Regions from separate parts of the Homo sapiens genome. Here region 2 is linked to region 1. Evidence: chromatin contacts called from ENCODE Hi-C or POLR2A ChIA-PET data. All regions are on one chromosome and are shown on one strand. The core of a region is the stretch at or near the end of the contact, and the rest is flanking DNA. Distances in the headings are between cores, read along the strand shown.

The links. A loop is a pair of places that touch in the nucleus more often than their neighbours do. ChIA-PET counts read pairs that join two places held with the same protein, here RNA polymerase II (POLR2A). Pooled maps may share reads with other maps.
Region 2: a loop to region 1 is called in a pooled map, with 7 times the contacts of the local background. The contact joins the promoter of PGP here to the promoter of CCNF in region 1. A Hi-C loop is called at or near these places in 3 of 168 maps with a recorded cell type or tissue (CD8-positive, alpha-beta T cell and naive thymus-derived CD4-positive, alpha-beta T cell), 16 of 37 single-sample maps with no recorded cell type and 16 of 50 pooled maps. POLR2A ChIA-PET finds 5 or more read pairs at or near these places in 5 of 52 experiments (AG04450, H1, PC-9 and 1 more).

The regions. Positions count from the first base shown.
Region 1 is chr16:2,425,327-2,430,759 of GRCh38, forward strand. CCNF (cyclin F) reads left to right here and starts at 4,121. Exons shown (of 17, transcript NM_001761.3): 1 at 4,121-4,171. The coding sequence starts at 4,156. It also overlaps the pseudogene ABCA17P. RefSeq lists enhancers at 3,182-3,761, 3,197-3,376 and silencers at 3,587-4,436, 4,447-4,496.
Region 2 is chr16:2,213,356-2,219,330 of GRCh38, forward strand. PGP (phosphoglycolate phosphatase) reads right to left here and starts at 1,485. Exons shown (of 2, transcript NM_001042371.3): 1 at 783-1,485; 2 at 1-698. The coding sequence starts at 1,422. The coding sequence ends at 373. RefSeq lists enhancers at 1-20, 442-571, 1,593-1,887 and silencers at 1,012-1,061, 1,402-2,061.

The DNA.
Region 1 (5,433 bases), core at 2,871-5,370:
GCCAGGGACCCCACCAGGCCTCTGGCCTTCTGACACCACTCCCACCCAAGAGCACAGACAGCTGAGATCCATAGCACTGACTTCTCAGGAGGTGTTCTGGAGCAGCTGAGAGAGGGATGGGCCTCTTTGGGGCCTTGTCACAGTCCCGGAGGCCAGCCCTTCCCACCCTCTCTCCTCCCCCGTGTGCATCTGTGGGACAGCCTGGCCACAGCAGCCTCTTCCCTCCCCTCAGGTGTTTGGCACTCTGGAGCAAGCCAAGAAGTACATGCTGGACAACTACTCAGCAGTCAGGTCACCATGGAGGACGTCTTCCTGAGCTTCGCATGCCCTGTGCCCCTGGTCCAAAGCGAAGACCAACGAGAGCAAGCAGAGCAGGTGGGCTCCTCATCGTGCTCGCTGCCTCCTTCCCTGCCTCCCTCTCGGCTTTCCTCTCAGTCTCCCTCCCTGCCTCCCTCTCAGCTTTTCTCTCGGCCTCCCTCCCTGCCTCCTCCCTCAGAGCCTGTCCTGCTGTAATAAGGACAGACCAGTGCCAGGTTGGCCCAGGTGTGCATGGCCTTCCCTGGGTTTCCAGGGCGTACAGAGGCAGCTCTCGACCTAGCTAGCTCAGCACAGGGCTGTCCCCCTAACTGCAGTGCACGGAGCAGAGTGGGGCCCACTGGAGAACTTAAGAGGCCCGCTGGAGAACCCAGGTGCGTTTCCTTAGAAAGGGATGCCCAAGTCCCACCTGAGTAGCCTGTGGTCTTATTGAGACCTGGCTGTGGAAGCAGCCTCAGAACATCTTGCATGTCCTTTCCAAGGGCGGTGGCCATGGGGTGACTACAGTACTAACCATGACCCGACCAGGTGCCAACTCTGTGGTTGGTCCCCTGCAGGCATTGCGTCATTTGATCACATCACCCTCAGGCCCGGCCTTAAGGGGTCTGTCCTGGTCATCCCCTTGCTCATGGGCAAGAAGTCTGCAGGGCAGAGGGAAATGCTCACCCAAAGCTTGCGCTCTTCCTTCTCTAGAATCCCCTGCCCAGATGGTTTGTCCATCCAGTGCACTCCCTCCCAGGGCAGGCCATGCCGCCCAACGCACCCTGAGATGCGAGATGCAGCAAAGCAGTGGCTCTGCAGAACTTCGGGTAGAGTTTGGATGGGTGCGTGGAGGTTTCCACACATGTGTGCAGATCCCTTGGAAAGCAGGATAGAGCCAGAAACAGAGAGGAGGGTGCCCGTAGGCCGCTGGGGGCTGGCTCCCATGGTCACATGCAAGAGTGAAGCTTCATGGAGACCATGATTCTAAACTCACACCTGGCCTCACAGGTGGTAATGTCACTGTTCTTCTGAAGGAAGGAGGAAATAAATATTGACAAGTTTGCTAGCCTAAGTCGGGATGTCACAATATTTAAATATTTGGATGTGTGGGCTTTCATCCTCTTCCCTGGCTCCTGCAAATTTAGGGCTGCATGTGATCCTATATCCACCCATGAAGTGGACAGCGCCCCACCTCCCACATGGGTAGACTGGCTTAGAGGCAGCCAGTAACTTCCCACATCAACAGACAGGGGAGCCAGGGTTGCACTGGGGCAGAGGTTCTCGCAGTGGGGTCCCAGCAGTAGCAGCACCATCAGGAAACTTGTTAGAAATGTAGGTTCTTGGGCCCCACCCAAAACTTACTGAATCAGAAATGCCTGGGGCAGGGCCAGCAATCCATGTTGCAAGAAGCCCTACAGCAGGTACTCTGGCGCAGCTCCAGCATGAGAACCACTGAGCAGAGGCCCCATGGGCGCCAGACCATCACACTGTCCAGATGCAGATGGATGTGGCCACATGCCTTTGTCATGTACACTCACCTCTCTTCTGAGACGGGCTCCATCCCGTGGCCTTTCTCTCTCTGTGGAGTTCACTCTGCCCCTTGCCACAGGCCCCTCAGCTCCTCTCTGGGAAGTGCAGATGCTGGTCTCTGCCCCTTCTCAGCCAGGACTCAGGAAAGGGTCATGCACAGGCCTTGCCTATGGTTCCTGCACCCCTTGCCCAGAACAACGGCGTTGCACACCCATGGTCGCCAACCCACCCTCCTCAGTCCTCGTTTCAGGTGACTGCTCCCTGTGATGAAAGCCACTCCCTGGGCTCCCATATCCAGCTCTCATTCCTCCCATGCCCCTCTCTGCCTCCACTGAAGGCCCATCTTCTTCTCTGAATGTGGGATTTCTCAGGCTCCCAAGCTACTTCACTTTCCCTTCTCTCCCCTGCCCCTCACTACCCATAACGTTTTCAACCGACACCTCATTCCACCAGGAATTTCCCTGAGCTCCTAACAGTTTAGACTTTTCCAACAAGGTCTCACCTTCCTGAAGCCCAGTGGGAAACGGGCCCACACCCTGGAGGAGCCACTTATCACCCCAGGGCAGCCCTGGAGGCTCCCACTGCCAGTGCAGGGTGTGGGGCGAGAGCAGGCATGGCTGCAGTCAAGACAACTCCTGCTCCCTGAAAAAGAAATTTGCCTGTCCATGTTGAAAGGAGAGTGATCAGGACACAAAGCACAGGATAGAGCTAAACAACAACCTAGGGACCAAGGATGCTGTTCTAGATTCTAGAGGCAGCTGGTGTGGCTAATGTGCTCATGGCTGGCTCTAGTTGATTAATCCCTTCAAGATGCTATGGAAGCTAACCCTGAAAGTGCACCTCTGCCCTAGGGGGAGACAGGTAACAGTGACAAAGTAGGAAACAGTAACCCAGGAGGACAAAAGTGAGATAAGGGGATAATAAATCTGGGGGCTGAGAACATGGGACATCTGGGGAGCAGGCCCCAAACTCGCTCAGCCTGTCCTCTCTTCACCCTCCTTCACCCGCTTCCTGATTCCGGGACAGGGAATATTCCCAACTTCCAGACCCTCTCTGGGGCCACGGACTCTTCTGTACCCTGTGCTGTGATCACCTGTTTACTCTGTCTCTTGCCCCAGGCCGGCTGAAGCCTGCACGCCAGGGCTCCTGTCTGTGTGCCCAGGGCAGGCCCAGTACTTGAAGGAGTTCTATGGGGACCCGGAAGGATGGAAGGGTGCAGACTGAGGGAAGCGTGAGGGAGGGGTGGGCAGCCTTGGCCCAGGCCCCTGCCTTCCCCAGGAAAAGCCCCCTCTGTCCTCCACCAGACAGTCAGGAGGCTGCGAGTCTTCCCCTTGACAGCCTGTGCCGTAAAAGGGGTGCGGTGTGGCTGACTCCTGAAGGACAGCTCAGATGGGCACTGCCCAAGACAAGAGTGAGCAGATACGACACTTCCCGCGGCGAGCAGCTCCAGGTAGCAGCCGAGGAGGCCAGACAGGGGGCAGCATCTGGCCAAAGTGATGGGGAGGGCTTGCCCCGGGGCTGGAGCACTGAGGCGTCCAGGGTGCGCCACGTTTCGCGGGAAGAAGGGGTCAGCGTTCCGCGGGGGAGACTTCCCAGCGTCAGCTCCGACCTCCTCTTTCTCTACCACGATCCCGGCCAGCATCCCCGCCCAGCAGCGGCTCAGCCACAAACCCAAGGGTCTCCACCTGAAGCAGGCGGCGGAAGGGAAGGCCGTGCAAGCTGGGGGTGAGGGTCGCGGGCCCAGGAGCGACCCCGGGACCCGGGCAGGGCACGGCCTCGTCTTAGAAGCGCCACGTCGAGGCTGTCCCAGGCTGGATCACGGCCGCGACTGCGAGGGACGCCAAGGAGTCCTCTTTCCCCTGGCCGCAGGCGTGCGCCTTCGCAGCCCATCTGGCACCGCAGATGCCGGTCGCCGGGGTCAGCGGCGAAGCCCGAACCCATGCGGCCGGGAGGGGACGCCCACAAACCCCTGCCCGCCGGCCGGGAAGCGCTCCTACGGGACCCCAGCCCCGTTGGGGAGGCGGGGCGGCCACGCGGGTTCCACCAATCAGCGGCCAATGTTCGAATTCGCGTCCTGGCGCGGCCAATGGCGGGTCCCGGAGCAGGCGGGGAGGGCGTGGAGGGCGGTAAATGAGGCGAGCACAGGGCGGGACATGGGCGGGGCCGGCGGCGGCCCCCCCGGGCAGGCCAATGGGAGGGCCGGGTGCGTTTGAAAACTGGGGTGGGCGGCGGGGCGGGGTCTGCGCCTGCGCGAGGGCTACGCGCGCTCCGGCCGGGGCGCGGGCGCGCTCTCAGGCGGGCTCCGGCGGCAGCGACGCGAGCGCGGCGATGGGGAGCGGCGGCGGTGAGTGCGGGGCGATGTCCGCTGGTTTCTGCCCCACACCCCTTCTGCCTGCCCTGCGGGGCGGACGGTGGGTCCCGCGGGAGGGGAGGCCCTGGCGGCCTGAAGAGGGCTGGCTCGAGCTCTTTAACCCGGGGCGGATGTCGCGTCCCGCGCAGGGAGCCCCGGCGGCCGGGCGCGCGGTTTAAATGCCCGGCGGGCGCCCGAGCCCCTCGGAGCCTTCCCCCGCGGCGACGTTTTCCGGCCCTTTCCTGGGGCAACGATCGGGTCCCGGGGCAGCGATCCGGCGATCGGGTCCCGGGGCGGCGATCGGGTCTCGGGGAGCCAAACACCAGCGCCTCCTGGTCGGGGAAAGGGCTGCGGAGCGCGTGGGGGCGAAGCGATCCCGCAGCCCGGCCGGGCCCTGACCGAGCCTCAGTCCAGCGGGGCCGTGGACCTAGCTCTGTGGAAAGCAGCGTTCGGCCCCGCGCGCGTTGAGGCACAGGAAACACGAACTGTGGTTTCAGCTATTATCATAGTATCTGTCCTGGAGCCGGAGAATGAGGAATATTTTATGGAGAGGTCTATAGAATCTTTGAGAATTCGTCGCCCTGGAATACGTTTGGCTTTTGCAGCTGATTTAATTGCTAACAGGAAGACCCCGGTCAAGAGAGGGGAGCCGGGAGCAATCGCTAGGAAGTCCTAGCAAGGCGGGGAGGGATTTGGGCCCACAGAGGGGAGTGGCGCTTCCTTTCAGGACTGGAAGGAAGGATGGATAGAAAGGTAGATTTGTAGATGGGGAGGCAGGATCCTGAGGTTCCTGTCTGAGGGCTTCTGTTTCCCTGTGAAATAAGGGCTAAGGTCATCTGCTTAGAGTGAGGAAGGGGTTGCTGGAGTAGGAGTTGGAAAATCCGGCTGTGGGAAGAGGAGAGAGCACATCTGAGAAGCATGTCCGGGCTGCCTGCCTGGTGGGTGGAATGCCCGTCTCACCTTTAATGATTGCATCTGTACACAAACCTACAGGTCTAGGTTTGTGTTGGGACCTGAGCAACAACCTTACTGCGTAGCTGTCAACTCCGCATTCTACAATAGAGGGCACACTGAGACTCTGCAGAGCTGAGACTTGGACGCACACTGCCCCGGCCTCCAAGTCTGTGGCTTCTCTCCAGGGCCGACCCTTCTAATTTGGACTTGAAAACCAGACTCTTCAAGCCCACAGATCTTTATTGAACATTATGCACCTTGGTCACGTGTGCAAAAAGCAAAGCTATCCAGCAAAGGCCCCA
Region 2 (5,975 bases), core at 235-2,734, 210 kb before region 1:
GGATCCCTGAATGAGTTTTTCAATAAAATACAGGACACACACCCCTAGACCCGCCTCAGTCCCATCGGCAGGCCCTGGTTACCTGAATCCCGGACAGGTGCAGAGCCTGCCCCTGCCAACCCCACCCAAGGCCCAGAACCCAGCCCACAACGCCTTCCAAGCCTAAAAGTGCATCTTCGATTACAAGCATCTGTAAACAAAATCGTCCCCCAAACGTGTACTTACAAGGTTAACAATGAATGCCTTTGCTTAACTCCAATTACACTCTTTGAAGCCACTTAGCCGAGCAGATGCTTAAGCCCCACCTATTAATTTGGGTAACTGGTTTTCAATTTCTTTTTTTTTATTCTGCAGATTAAAGACACTCAATCTTTAACCTTGAAGGGCAGGCAAAAGGTCGGCTATGCTGTCAACATAGAAGTCAGGGACCATTTTCTTCTTAGACACGCAGTCACTTTCCTGATTATTCTTCACATCCCCTAGAGTGGAGACTCCGGTGAGGGTCAGGATGGTCTTCAGGCCACAGGTGGCGCCTAGGAGGATGTCTGTGTCCAGGCGGTCTCCCACCATGACGGTGCGCTCGGGGTTGATGCCGTATTCCTGGGACACGCAGTCGAAAATGAAGCGGCTGGGCTTCCCGATGATGTCGGCCTGGCGCTGGGCGGCCATCTCCACGGCTCGGACCAGACACCCGGTACCTGCGGGGCACAGGGGACCGGGTCAAAGGGCAGGGAGGGGGCCCGCCGCCCGCCCCCCAGCCTCCCGCCCCAGGGCGCACGGACCCGCGATGAAGCGGCCGTTCTCAAGCGGAAGCCGGTTGTCCATGTTGGTGCCCACGAGCAGGCAGCCGGGCTGCTGCAGGTAGCGCAGGGCCTTGGTGAGCTTCATGTAGCTGAAGTGCGGGTCAAAGCCCACCACCACCGCGCGCACGTCGGGCTCCAGCGGCGCGTGCAGCCAGTCGCCGGGACCCTCGCCCTGCAGTGGCTCGGGCCCCACGCCCACGCTGGCGACGCCCACGGCCTCCAGCTCCGCGGCCAGGGCTGGGCTGCCCAGCACGTAGGCCTTGGGCGCGGGGGCGCCGGCCAGGCGCTGGCGCAGGTAGAGCGCGGTGCAGTAGGCCGTGCCGAAGACCTCCAGGCTGGCGCCGGGCCCCGCGGGGCCGCCGAAGCCCAGGCGCCGCAGCTTCTCGGCGTAGGCAGCGCGGGTCTTGCTGCTGTTGTTGGTGATGAAGCCCAGGCGCTTGCCGCGGGCTCGCAGCGCCCGCAGGGCCTCGGGCGCGCCAGGCACGGCGGTCTCCCCGCGCCACAGCACGCCGTCGCAGTCGAACAGCAGCGTGTCCACGTCGGCCAGCAGCGCCTGTGCCCGCTCGGCGCTCAGCCGCACGCAGCGGGCGTCGTCGCCACCGGCCTCCGCCGCCGCCATCGCCGCCCGCCGGCCGCCGCCGCCCGCCGGCCGCTCCTCGCAGCCGCCCGCCGCGGCGCCCTCCCCGCCCCCGGGGCGCTCATTGGCCCAGCGCCTCGCGCCCGCCGCCCATTGGCCTGCACCTTCGCCAATCCGCCCCCGCCTCCCGCGGGCTGCGGGAGCTCAGCGCCAATCGGTGAGGCCCGGCGCGGGGAGAGGGGCGATCATTGGCTACCGGCCTTGGGACGCCCCGGTGATTGGCTGGCAGGGCTCCAACCGGCATTCGGAGTGAAGCGCTCGCTGCGGAAATGCGCCAGAGGGGAGAGCAGCGCAGGCGCAAGGCCGCTGTTCCCGGGCTGCCGCGGGCCGCTCACCCATTGGAAGCGAGTGGTCAGCCTAGGTGACGAGGCCCTTCACGGAGTGACCCGGGCCAGGCCGGCTGTCCATTGGCCGGTCTCTCCCGCGGGCATGGGCGGGGCTCTCGCAGGAGCGCCGCGGGAGGGGGCCGGGGCACCTTCGTCGGCCGTGCCCGTGCCTCTGTGCCGTGGACGCGCTCGGGACACGGGGCCACCACGTGGGTCGCTTACCGGCCAGTCCCGCGAGCCAGCCCGGGGCTCCTTCCCCGGCAGGCGTGAGTACGCGCCTCAGTCCTTTGCAAAAACGCGTTCCCGGTTCCTTGGAGGTAACACGAACCAGCCATTACCAGGCTGGGGGATTAGGGTCTAAGGACACTGTCTAGAACCTGGTACTCAGTGATTGCTCGCCGTCATCGTCATCAATTATTAGGTATTTAATTGAGGCAAAACATTACAGTAAAGGGCATGAAAACCGTGCAGCTCGATGGAAGTTTTACATTTATTATTATTTTATTTACTTATTTATTTACTTTTTGAGACGGAGTCTCGCTCTGTCGCCCAGGCTGGAGTGCGGTGGCGCCATCTCGGCTCACTGCAAGCTCCGCCTCCCGGGTTCACGCCATTCTCCTGCCTCAGCCTCCCGAGTAGCTGGGACTACAGGCGCATGGCACCACGCCCGGCTAATTTTTTGTATTTTTAGTAGAGACGGGGTTTCTCCGTGTTAGCCAGGATGGTCTCGATCTCCTGACCTCGTGATCCGCCCGCCTCGGCCTCCCAAAGTGCTTGGATTACAGGCGTGAGCCACCGCGCCCGGCCTTTTATTTTTTTAATTATTATTTTTTGAGACGGAGTCTCTTGCTCTGTTGCCCAGGCTGGAGTGCAGTGGCGCGATCTCGGCTCACTGCAAGCTCCGCCTCCCGGGTTCACGCCATTCTTCTGCCTCAGCCTCCTGAGTAGCTGGGACTACAGGCGCCGGCCACCACGCCTGGCTAATTTTTTTGTATTTTTTAGTAGAGACGGGGTTTCACCGTGTTAGCCAGGATGGTCTTGATCTCTTGATCTCGTGATCCGCCCACCTTGGTCTCCCAAAGTGCTGGGATTACAGGCGTGAGCCATGGCGCCCGGCCGGAAGTTTTACATTTTTACATGTATATATATATTTTGCGACAGGGTCTTGCTCTGTCCCCCAGGCTGGAGTGGAGTGGCTAGATCACAGCTCACTGTAGCCTTATCACAGCTCACTGTATCCTTGACCTCCTAGGCTCATGTGATGCTCCTACCTAAGCCTCCAAAGTATTTGGGACCAGAGGTGTGTGCCACTACGCCTAATTTTTTTTTTAATTTAAATTTTTTGTAGAGACGGAGTCCCACTATGTTGGCCAGGCTGGTCTCCAACTCCTGGCCTCCAGTGATCCTCCTGTCTTGGCCTCCCAAAGGGCTAGGATTACAGGCGTGAGCTGCCGCACCCAGCAGATTTTTTTACATATGTATATGCTTGTGTAAACATAACCCAGACCAAAGTATAAAGTATTTCCAACACCCCAGGAAGTTCCCTCTTGTTCCTATCCAGTCAATAGCAGATAGCACATTGCTGACTACTTTTCTGACTCCTATCACCATAGAGTCACAACCAAGCCTCCGGACTGCTTTATACTTGGGATTATACGGTATGTGCTTCTGGCTCTTGCTTCTACGGTTTAACATAATGTTTGTGAAATTCATCCTGGCTGGGTGCTGTGGCTCACACCTATGATCCCAGCCCTTTGGGAGGCCGAGGCGGGCAGATCACCTGAGGTCAGAAGTTGGAGACCAGCCTGGCCAATATGGTGAAACCCCATCTCTGCCAAAAGTACAAAAATTAGCCGTATGTGGTGGCACATGCCTGTAATCTTAGCTACTTGAGAGGATGAGGCAGGAGAATCGCTTGAACCTGGGAGGCGGAGGCTGCAGTGAGCCGAGATTGCACCACTGCACTCCAGCCTGGGCAACAGAGCAAGACTCCTATCAAAAAAAAAAAAAAAAAAAAAAAAGATGACTTTGACTTTGAGCAGAACTGGATTTGACAAGAATCACACTCTGCTTTTACCACAGAGCAACAGGTAGTTGATTTGAGACAACGGCTGGAATGGGAACTGTTGATGATACCCAGCCATGGGCCATCTTCTCCCACACTTGCCCGGCTGCCTTGGCTTCCTGGGCACTCTGTGAGCACCTAGGCCGCTGCACCGCTCCTTCCCTGCATTACCTCCTCAGAGTCACAGGACAGGCCTGAGAGGCAGGGATTATTCACATCTCCATTTATAGATGGCCAAACTGAGCCACCGAGAGTCGCCGGCTGGACAAGGTTGAGTTGGGATTAAACTCAGTCAACCCCAAAGCTGAGCTCTGCCCCATCTGGTCGGCTTAACGTCCTCAGAATATGCCTGTATGTGTGCAGGTAGGAGGGGAGGCATGGTCACTTGTGGGGAAGGTCCTGGCGGAGGCTGGGAGGAAAGTGCGCTTTATAGGAGAGGACTGACTTTGGGAACAGGGTGATGTGGCCCTGCATCTGGGGCTAGAGGACCCCTTTGGGTGCCCCCCACACAGGAGGCATTCAGTCTCTATCTGTGAGGGGATGGCCCCAGTGTCTCCCCAAGTAAGGATCTTGTACTGCAAGCCGACCTGGGGATGGCTTTCAGTGGCACGAGAACAGACACTATTTCACCTTAACAGAGTTGCATCAATTTACATTGCAATAGAAAATATAAGTAGCCCGCTAGGCGCGGTGGCTCACGCCTGTAATCCCAGCACTTTGGGAGGCCGAGGAGGGCAGATAACCTGAGGTCAGGAGTTAGAGACCAGCCTTACTAACATGGAGAAACCCCATCTCTACTAAAAATACAAAATTAGCCGGGCGTGGTAGCACACGCTTGGGAGGCTGAGGCAGAATTGCTTGAACCCAGGAGGCGGAGGTTGCAGTGAGCCAAGGTTGCACCACTGCACTCCAGCCTGGGTGACAGAGTGAGACTCGATCTCAAAAAAAAAAAAAAAAAGGATTTTGTAGTTCCTGTTTGGGTCTGGCTGTGGAATGTCCACAGGCATTATTCTGTTGAGCCAGGCTGAGGCCTGCATGGGAAAGGAGGCCGTTTGGAGAAAGGGAGGGTCTAGTCTTGCTGCCTGTGCCTGGCCTCTCTGCCTTCCAAGGGTCTATCCACTCCCATGCTTGCCAGTGGCCTGGGCTCTGGGCAAAGCAGGGCCTGAGGTCACCTGATCAGGATGCCCTTTTCTTTTTGAGATACGGTCTCACTTTGTTACCCAGGCTGGCGGGCAGTGGTGCCATCTCAGCTGACTGCAACCTCCGCCCCACCAGGTTCAAGCAATTCTCCTGCCTCAGCCTCCCTAGTAGCTGGGATTATAGGTGTGTGTCACCACACCTGGCTAACTTTTGTATTTTTTTTTTGTTCGTTTTGAGACCGAGTCTCGCTCTGTTGCCCAAGCTGGAGTGCAGTGGCGCGATCTCGGCTCACTGCAACCTCCGCCTCCGGGTTGAAGCGATTCTCCTGTCTCGCCCTCCCGAGTAGCTGGGACTACAGGCGTGTGCCACCACACCCGGCTGATTTTTTTTTTTTTTTTTTAGTAGAGACAGGGTTTCACCATGTTAGCCAGGATGGTCTCAATACCCTGACCTCGTGATCCGCCCTCCTTGGCCTCCCAAAGTGCTGGGATTACAGGCGTGAGCCACCGCGCCCGGCAACTTTTTTTTTTTTTTTTTTTTTTTTTTGAGACAGAGTCTCGCTCTGTTGCCCAGGCTGGAGTGCAATGGCATGATCTCGACTCACTGCAACCTCCACCTCCTAGGTTCAAGCGATTCTCCTGCCTCAGCCTCCTGAGTAGCTGGGATTACAGGCACATGCCACCAGGCCTGGCTAATTTTTGTATTTTTAGTAGAGACGGGGTTTCACCATGTTGGTCAGGATGGTCTTGAACTCCTGACCTTTTAATCCCCCCGCCTCGGCCTCCCAAAGTGCTGGGATTACAGGCATGAGCCACCGTGCCCGGCCCAACTTTTGTATTTTTAATAGAGATGGGGGTTTCTGCTGTGTTGGCCAGGCTGGTCTCAAACTTCTGACCTCAGATGATCCGTCTGCCTCGGCCTCCCAGAGTGCTGGGATTACAGGCGTGAGCCACCGCTCCCGGCCCCCTTTGCCTCTTAAAGGCCTCACCTCTTTTTTTATTTTT